Linked DNA regions of Homo sapiens: region 2 is linked to region 1. A link is a loop called in an ENCODE intact Hi-C map of the cell type or tissue named here. Cell type or tissue: gastrocnemius medialis. All regions are shown on one strand. Links, peaks and the distances in the headings refer to the core of each region. The heading gives the core; the rest is flanking DNA. Region 1 overlaps NIPSNAP2 (nipsnap homolog 2). Region 2 overlaps VOPP1 (VOPP1 WW domain binding protein).

What was found. A loop is a pair of places that touch in the nucleus more often than their neighbours do. Peaks named below come from ENCODE experiments on the same cell type or tissue, not always from the same donor. Only the 100,000 strongest peaks of a DNase experiment are listed, where the experiment ranks them.
Region 2: it touches region 1 in a loop (4-fold over the local background); 1 of 110 quality-filtered maps calls a loop at or near these places.

What each region holds. Positions count from the first base shown.
Region 1 is chr7:55,969,387-55,972,298 of GRCh38, reverse strand. The region is part of intron 1 of NIPSNAP2 (nipsnap homolog 2); the gene reads right to left. Among named protein-coding and RNA genes, the nearest start is that of NIPSNAP2, 6.3 kb to the right of the region's middle. In gastrocnemius medialis, for the core only: no CTCF peak of the experiment used is centred there; DNase peaks (open chromatin) are centred at 1,068, 1,508, 2,247 and 2,648; H3K4me3 peaks cover 964 bases; H3K27ac peaks cover 2,500 bases.
Region 2 is chr7:55,548,519-55,551,430 of GRCh38, reverse strand. The region is part of intron 1 of VOPP1 (VOPP1 WW domain binding protein); the gene reads left to right. Among named protein-coding and RNA genes, the nearest start is that of VOPP1, 23 kb to the left of the region's middle. In gastrocnemius medialis, for the core only: a CTCF peak has its summit at 1,196; DNase peaks (open chromatin) are centred at 407 and 1,190; H3K27ac peaks cover 2,500 bases.

The DNA.
Region 1 (2,912 bases), core at 304-2,803:
CTTGCTCTGTTGCCCAGGCTGGAGGGCAATAGTGGCACAATCTCAGCTCACTGCAACCTCCGCCTCCTGGGTTCAAGTGATTCTCCTGCCTCAGCCTCCTAAGCAGTTGAGACTAGCGGCACCCACCACCACACCCATCTAATTTTTGTATTTTTAGTAGAGGTGGGTTTTCACCATGTTGGCCAGGCTGGTCTTGAACCCCTGACCTCAGGTGATCCACCTGCCTCGGCCTCCCAAAGTGCTGGAATTATAGGTGTGAGCCACTGTGCCCAGCCAATTTCTGTGTTTATTTTAGATTTTAAGTTCATTAAACAGAAATTGTGTCTACAATTTTTTTTGTTAAATAAATTGTAAAAGCTTAGGAATAACAATTATGAACAATTAAGAAAGGGATATAATAAAAAGTGTCTAAAAATACTGACTAGGGAGTTTCACTTAAAATAAGAAATACTAAAGCAATGACTACTAATAGTTTTATGTATATCCTTCCAGAAATACAGAGGCAAACATATATTATGTATATTTATAGACAGATAATATTTTCACTGATAAAGGATGCCTTTGAAATAAAAATCACCCCAACTGAGCATTTATTTCATATCTCAGAAACACCAAAGTCAGCCTGGGCAGCATAGGAAGACCCTGTCTCTACAAAAAAAAATAAAAAGAGTAGCTGGGCATGGTGGCTCGTGCTTATGGTCCTAGCTACCCAGGAACCTGAGGCAGGAGGATCGCTTGAGCCCACAAGTTCAATGCTGTAGTGAGCTATGATCATGCACTGTACTCCAGCCCGGGCAACAGAGCAAGACCACCTCTAAAACAAACAAACAAATAATAATACCAAAGGGATTCCCCTTTGGGTGGGTACAATGAGGTAAGGGATGTGACAATGCTAGTAATCGAAAAATGCAGAGCAGGGGGTGAGACTAAATCAACACAGCACACACAAAAGAACCTGAGTGGCATTTGCTTGTGAACTTGGGCAGCAATCGTCTTGACAAATGAAAAACAAGCCGGCCAGTACTACCCCCAACCGTCAAACTGAAATCTTTGAGTGTCAGGTGACCAAAGCTGCCTAACATGCCCAACCTATCTAGTCATTCGAGTCGCAGCTATGCCAACGGCTGCCCAAATGATAAGATCTGGCTTGGGCCTGGGTTCTTAACTGACAGTGACAATCGCCAAGATGGTAGGGGGCACTTTCCAGAGGATAAGGAAGGGTGCACTATACAAAACACTAGACTTGAAATCAAGTCAGCATTCTATGCCGGGCTCTATGGATACAAAGATAAACCAGATGCCAAGCCTATTCAGTCTCACAGGAAAAACCTATCAGTAAACAGCCAGAGTGGCCACAGATGCTGTAAACTTAGACATACACTGCAAGAGCTCAAGTGAACCCACCATCAGCTTGGCCTGGGAGGTGCAGGAGGGACTCCAGTAGGGGCACTCTGGCTCTGTTTTGGAGGGCAAGCAAGACAGGTGGAGAAGGCAGGTGCTAATTCCAGTCAATGGGAACAACATGTACAGGGACATGGAGTCATGACACTGAATGGCATATGTCTGGAATGGCAAGCTGTTTAGCAAGGCAGAAGAGCATGTGGGAGGACCGTGAGGGCGAGGCGAGGGCGACTTTATTCTGTGTAGGGTGAGATGCTGTCAAGTTTTCAAAAAAAATATAAGTGTCGGACAAGCGCAGTGCCTCATGCCTGTAATCCCAGCACTTTGAGAGGCCGAGGTGGGCGGATCATCTGGGGTCAGGAATTCAAGACCAGCCTGGGCAACATGGCCAAACCCTGTCTCTACTAAAAAATACCAAAAAAATGGCCAGGTGTGGTGGTGGACGCCTGTAGTCCCAGCTACTCGGGAGGCTGAGGCAGGAGAATCACTTGAACCTGGGAGGCGGACGTTGCAGTGAGCCAAGATCACGCCACTGCTCTCCAGCCTGGGCAAGAGTGCAAGACTCCGTTTCAAAAAAAAAAAAAAAAATCTAAGTGTCAAAAGCAGCCTGGCAGGAGCGTGGTATATGGCTGCAGCAACAAAGGCCAGGAACATGCTTCCTGGGCACCCTGGCTGCCATGCCCAGCAGCACCAGGTATGCAGAAGGCACTCAATAAATACTCACTAGATGGTCTGGGGTTAAGATGGCAGTGGGGATGAAGAGAAAGGAGTGCATTCAGAAGAAGCTTGTGAGTGCTGATCAGGCGGGGAAGAGGAAACTGAAGAAGGGAAAGGACTTAACGCTGAGACCACAGGATGAGGCAGCAGGAGCACACCGTGCTTCATTCATATGATCTTTTTTTTTTTTTTTTTTTTGAGACAGAGTCTCGCTCCGTCGCCCAGGCTGGAGTGCAGTGGTGGGATCTCGGCTCACTGCAAGTTCCGCCTCCCGGGTTCACGCCATTCTCCTGCCTCAGCCTCCTGAGTAGCTGGGACTACAGGCGCCCACCACCACGCCCGGCTAATTTTTTGTATTTTTAGTAGAGACAGGGTTTCACCATGTTAGCCAGGATGGTCTCGATCTCCTGACCTCGTGATTCGCCCACCTTGGCCTCCCAAAGTTCTGGGATTACAGGCGTGAGCCACCGCGCCCGGCAATATGATCACTGTTATTTACAGACTGTGCACTACACCTGTCAGCCACTGACGATGCACAGATGAACCTGGCCCTGACTTCACGGGAGCTCAGTTTGCTGGTGAGGGCAGACAGACAAACACGATCACAACTCAAACAGACAAGCTCTTCAATGATGACACAAGGAAGTAGGTAGCTGTTGTGGCATGGGTAAGGGCAGCCTGGGGGCCTGCTCTAACGAAGTACCTGTTGAGTGGAAGACTGGAAAGAAGAGGAGCAGATGGTCAGGTAGATACCCATGGAAGGGAGATTCTAAGCAGAACCAGTGAAGGCCAAA
Region 2 (2,912 bases), core at 223-2,722, 420 kb after region 1:
CCCGATTTTGAAGGGAAAGCATTTTGTGCTGTTTCAGCCCTGCTGGACGTATTTGCCAGCACAGGTGTACGGTGTGCACGTGGGGTTCTGGTGCTCCACGCCCTAACATTCCAGGACATTGCTTTGATGTCAGTGAAAACTTCCATTGACTCTAGGAGTGATGAAACAGCAGCAAGCATGGCAAATAGGTTTATTTCACATGAAGCCTTGCTTGTCTTCTTGGTAGCGACAGCCTGGAGTGCCTTGCTGTAGAGAAGTCTGGAAGAATGCTATGGCTGATGAGGGAAGTTATGTCTGCGGGATGGTAGGGCTCATGGTTTGTTGTTTTCTCTGCATAACAGGGAGATAATTTGCCAACCCAACCAGAGCACTCAGTGTCTTCATGCTGTCATGTGCCCCTTCGCCTGTCACCATGCCCTTCCCTCTTCTCGGGCTGTCCTGTGTGTCTCTTAGTTCTCATTTTAGATACAGCCTTCTCCAGGAAGCCTGCCCTGATTCCTTCAAGCCAGTGTAGCCTCTGACTCTAAAATTTAATTGCTTTATTATGAAAATAAGCCTAATGCATTCTAATTGTGGAATAATTGGAAAGTAGAAAAATATACAGACACGAAAATAGGTCATGTTTTCCTTCCAGCCATTTTCTGCGCAATTTTCATACACTGGTCGTTAACATATACTCAATAGTGCATCCTTCTGTCACGAGCATTTCCATTCCGTTAAAAATTACCCATCAGCCTGTTAGCGGCTGTATAATCCTTCGCGATAGGGCTAATGGTGGACTCGCGAGTGCCCCTGACATTGAGTATTTAATTTGTTCCCGTTTTTATATATTGTAAGAATGCTGAAATGAACATCTTTGTACATTTTGGACTTTTTTAAAGGATGGATTTCTAGAAATAGAATGCCTAGACCGGAGCTTACTGACAGATTTAAAGACATCTGATATATATTTCCAGACTGCAAACTTTCAGAAAGCTTTTTTCAAACCAAATTTATATTCCCTCCAGCAGTGTACGAGACCATGGAGTTAAATATTCTATCATTGTTTCTTAGGGCAAAAATAAGTGTTGCCTGTGTTACAAGGTTTGGATCTTCGCCCTTATTTATGTACACTTAGGTACGTTTGTTTACAATCTGTGTTGGCAGATTTTCTCTCCAGAGGGTGGCACCTGCCAGACTGCGGCACCTAGTGGCTGCTGTTGGGCTGGTGTCGCACCTTCGGCTTTTATGGCGGCTTTATTGCTATTCCAGGAAGTGGATTCTGCCAGGAGTCCTTGGACTGATGCAGTGAAGGAAATGCTGTTCCTTTTCCCAGGCGCTGGCATTTCCAGGACCCTCCCTTGTTCTGGGGAGTAGCGCCTGTGCACGGCTGTGCAGTCCCCTTGGCCCGGCCTGTGGTGGCACTCAGGCTATCATGCTGAGGAGAGGCCTGGCTCATGAAGTGGATGACCAGGGACTGTTGGTTTTCCTGGTCCGGGTAGGCAGTCTCTGCAGTGACCATGATGGGGATGGGGGTGGGAAAAAGTCTTTTTCCAAGCAAGATTTGAGAGCACCGCTCATGGAGGAGGGGAGCAATGGCATTTTAATATGTGAGATTTTTGTAAAGGGGGATCTCTTGTAGAATGTGTGCATACTCTCTTGTATGGAAAGAAGGAGGTGTTCTTTGTCTAAGTGGATGTGTGCCTAGAACGTACTGTTTGGGGAAAGGATGTAGATGAGCTTAGATGAGCTTCTGCTCATTGCAGGTGCTTCCTCCGCTTGTTTCTGTTCCCAGGGTAACTGCCCAGGGCCCAAGGTACACGGCTGGTCGCACTGCAGAGTGTCCGCCAGTGTGTCCTGCTCCTGCCGGCCACCTGCAGCAGATGGCTGAATGTGGAGCAGAGCCTTTTTTTGACAGTGGAGAAAGGGAAAAGGTCTCTGTGAAAGATTGAGGTCTGGTTCAGTCTCAGTCGCAGAAGCAGTGTTTCAGGTTCACTTGGTTCTTCAGCTTTTGTCCAGACTCCAGACTGGCTACGGATTTGGGGGTCTTAGGAGAAATTAAGCCATGGGCCCGTGCATGTGCCATCAGTCTGCCTAGTTCAAGGGAGTCTGTATGCCTGATCGTGAGGGCCACTTGCCCTGAGAGAAGGGCAGATTATTGGGAAGCTTAGACCCCTTGTTCATCTTTTTGCCCCATGACTGTCTATGTAAATGGCCCTTGGATGCTTTCAGTGTTTTGGAGTGGTTTATGATTAACTGGTCCTATCTCCCCTGTCGAACCTTTAGGTAATTTAGGCGCATTTGGAGTACCTGGTCTCTAGCTGCCTGGACTGCCCATTGTCTGTTGGCAAGCCTCTTGGAGTGTTGTTTTCACTGCTAGACACGCCCCTACCTGTTTTTCCCCTGTGTTTAAATCTCCCAACTTCCATGCCTCATAGGTGGGTCTGCCCTCAGGCCCCGTGCCTCCAGATGGCCAGTCTCACTGTGGTCACCCTGGGCTCTTCCTAGATATAAATGATGATAAAACAACATCCCCCCAGGGTGGATTTTGTTGGGTTTGGGAAATGCTGGGATCTCATGATCCTGCAATGCCTGTTATAGAACCCAGTTGCTTGCCAGTTTTCTTTCATCTTTCGTCTACTTATAATCTACAGAGCAAGAGTGCTGGTGATTATGGACTATATTTCCCAGATTTCTGAATGTAGTCCTGGGCCAAGAGGAATGTGGTAAACCCAAGCACAAGGCTAGTAAAAGTAAAGATGGTTAGAGTCCCTTAGAAAGTGTGCATGAAAGAGAGCTTTGTACTCCCCAGTAGCAGGCGTGTTCACCCACACCCATGCATCTTGCTGGATGGCCTGCATAGAGCAGACAGCATGTTTGGGAGTGTGGGACTCATCTGAATGCTAAGTAAGGAGTAGCTTTGCCTCTCATGG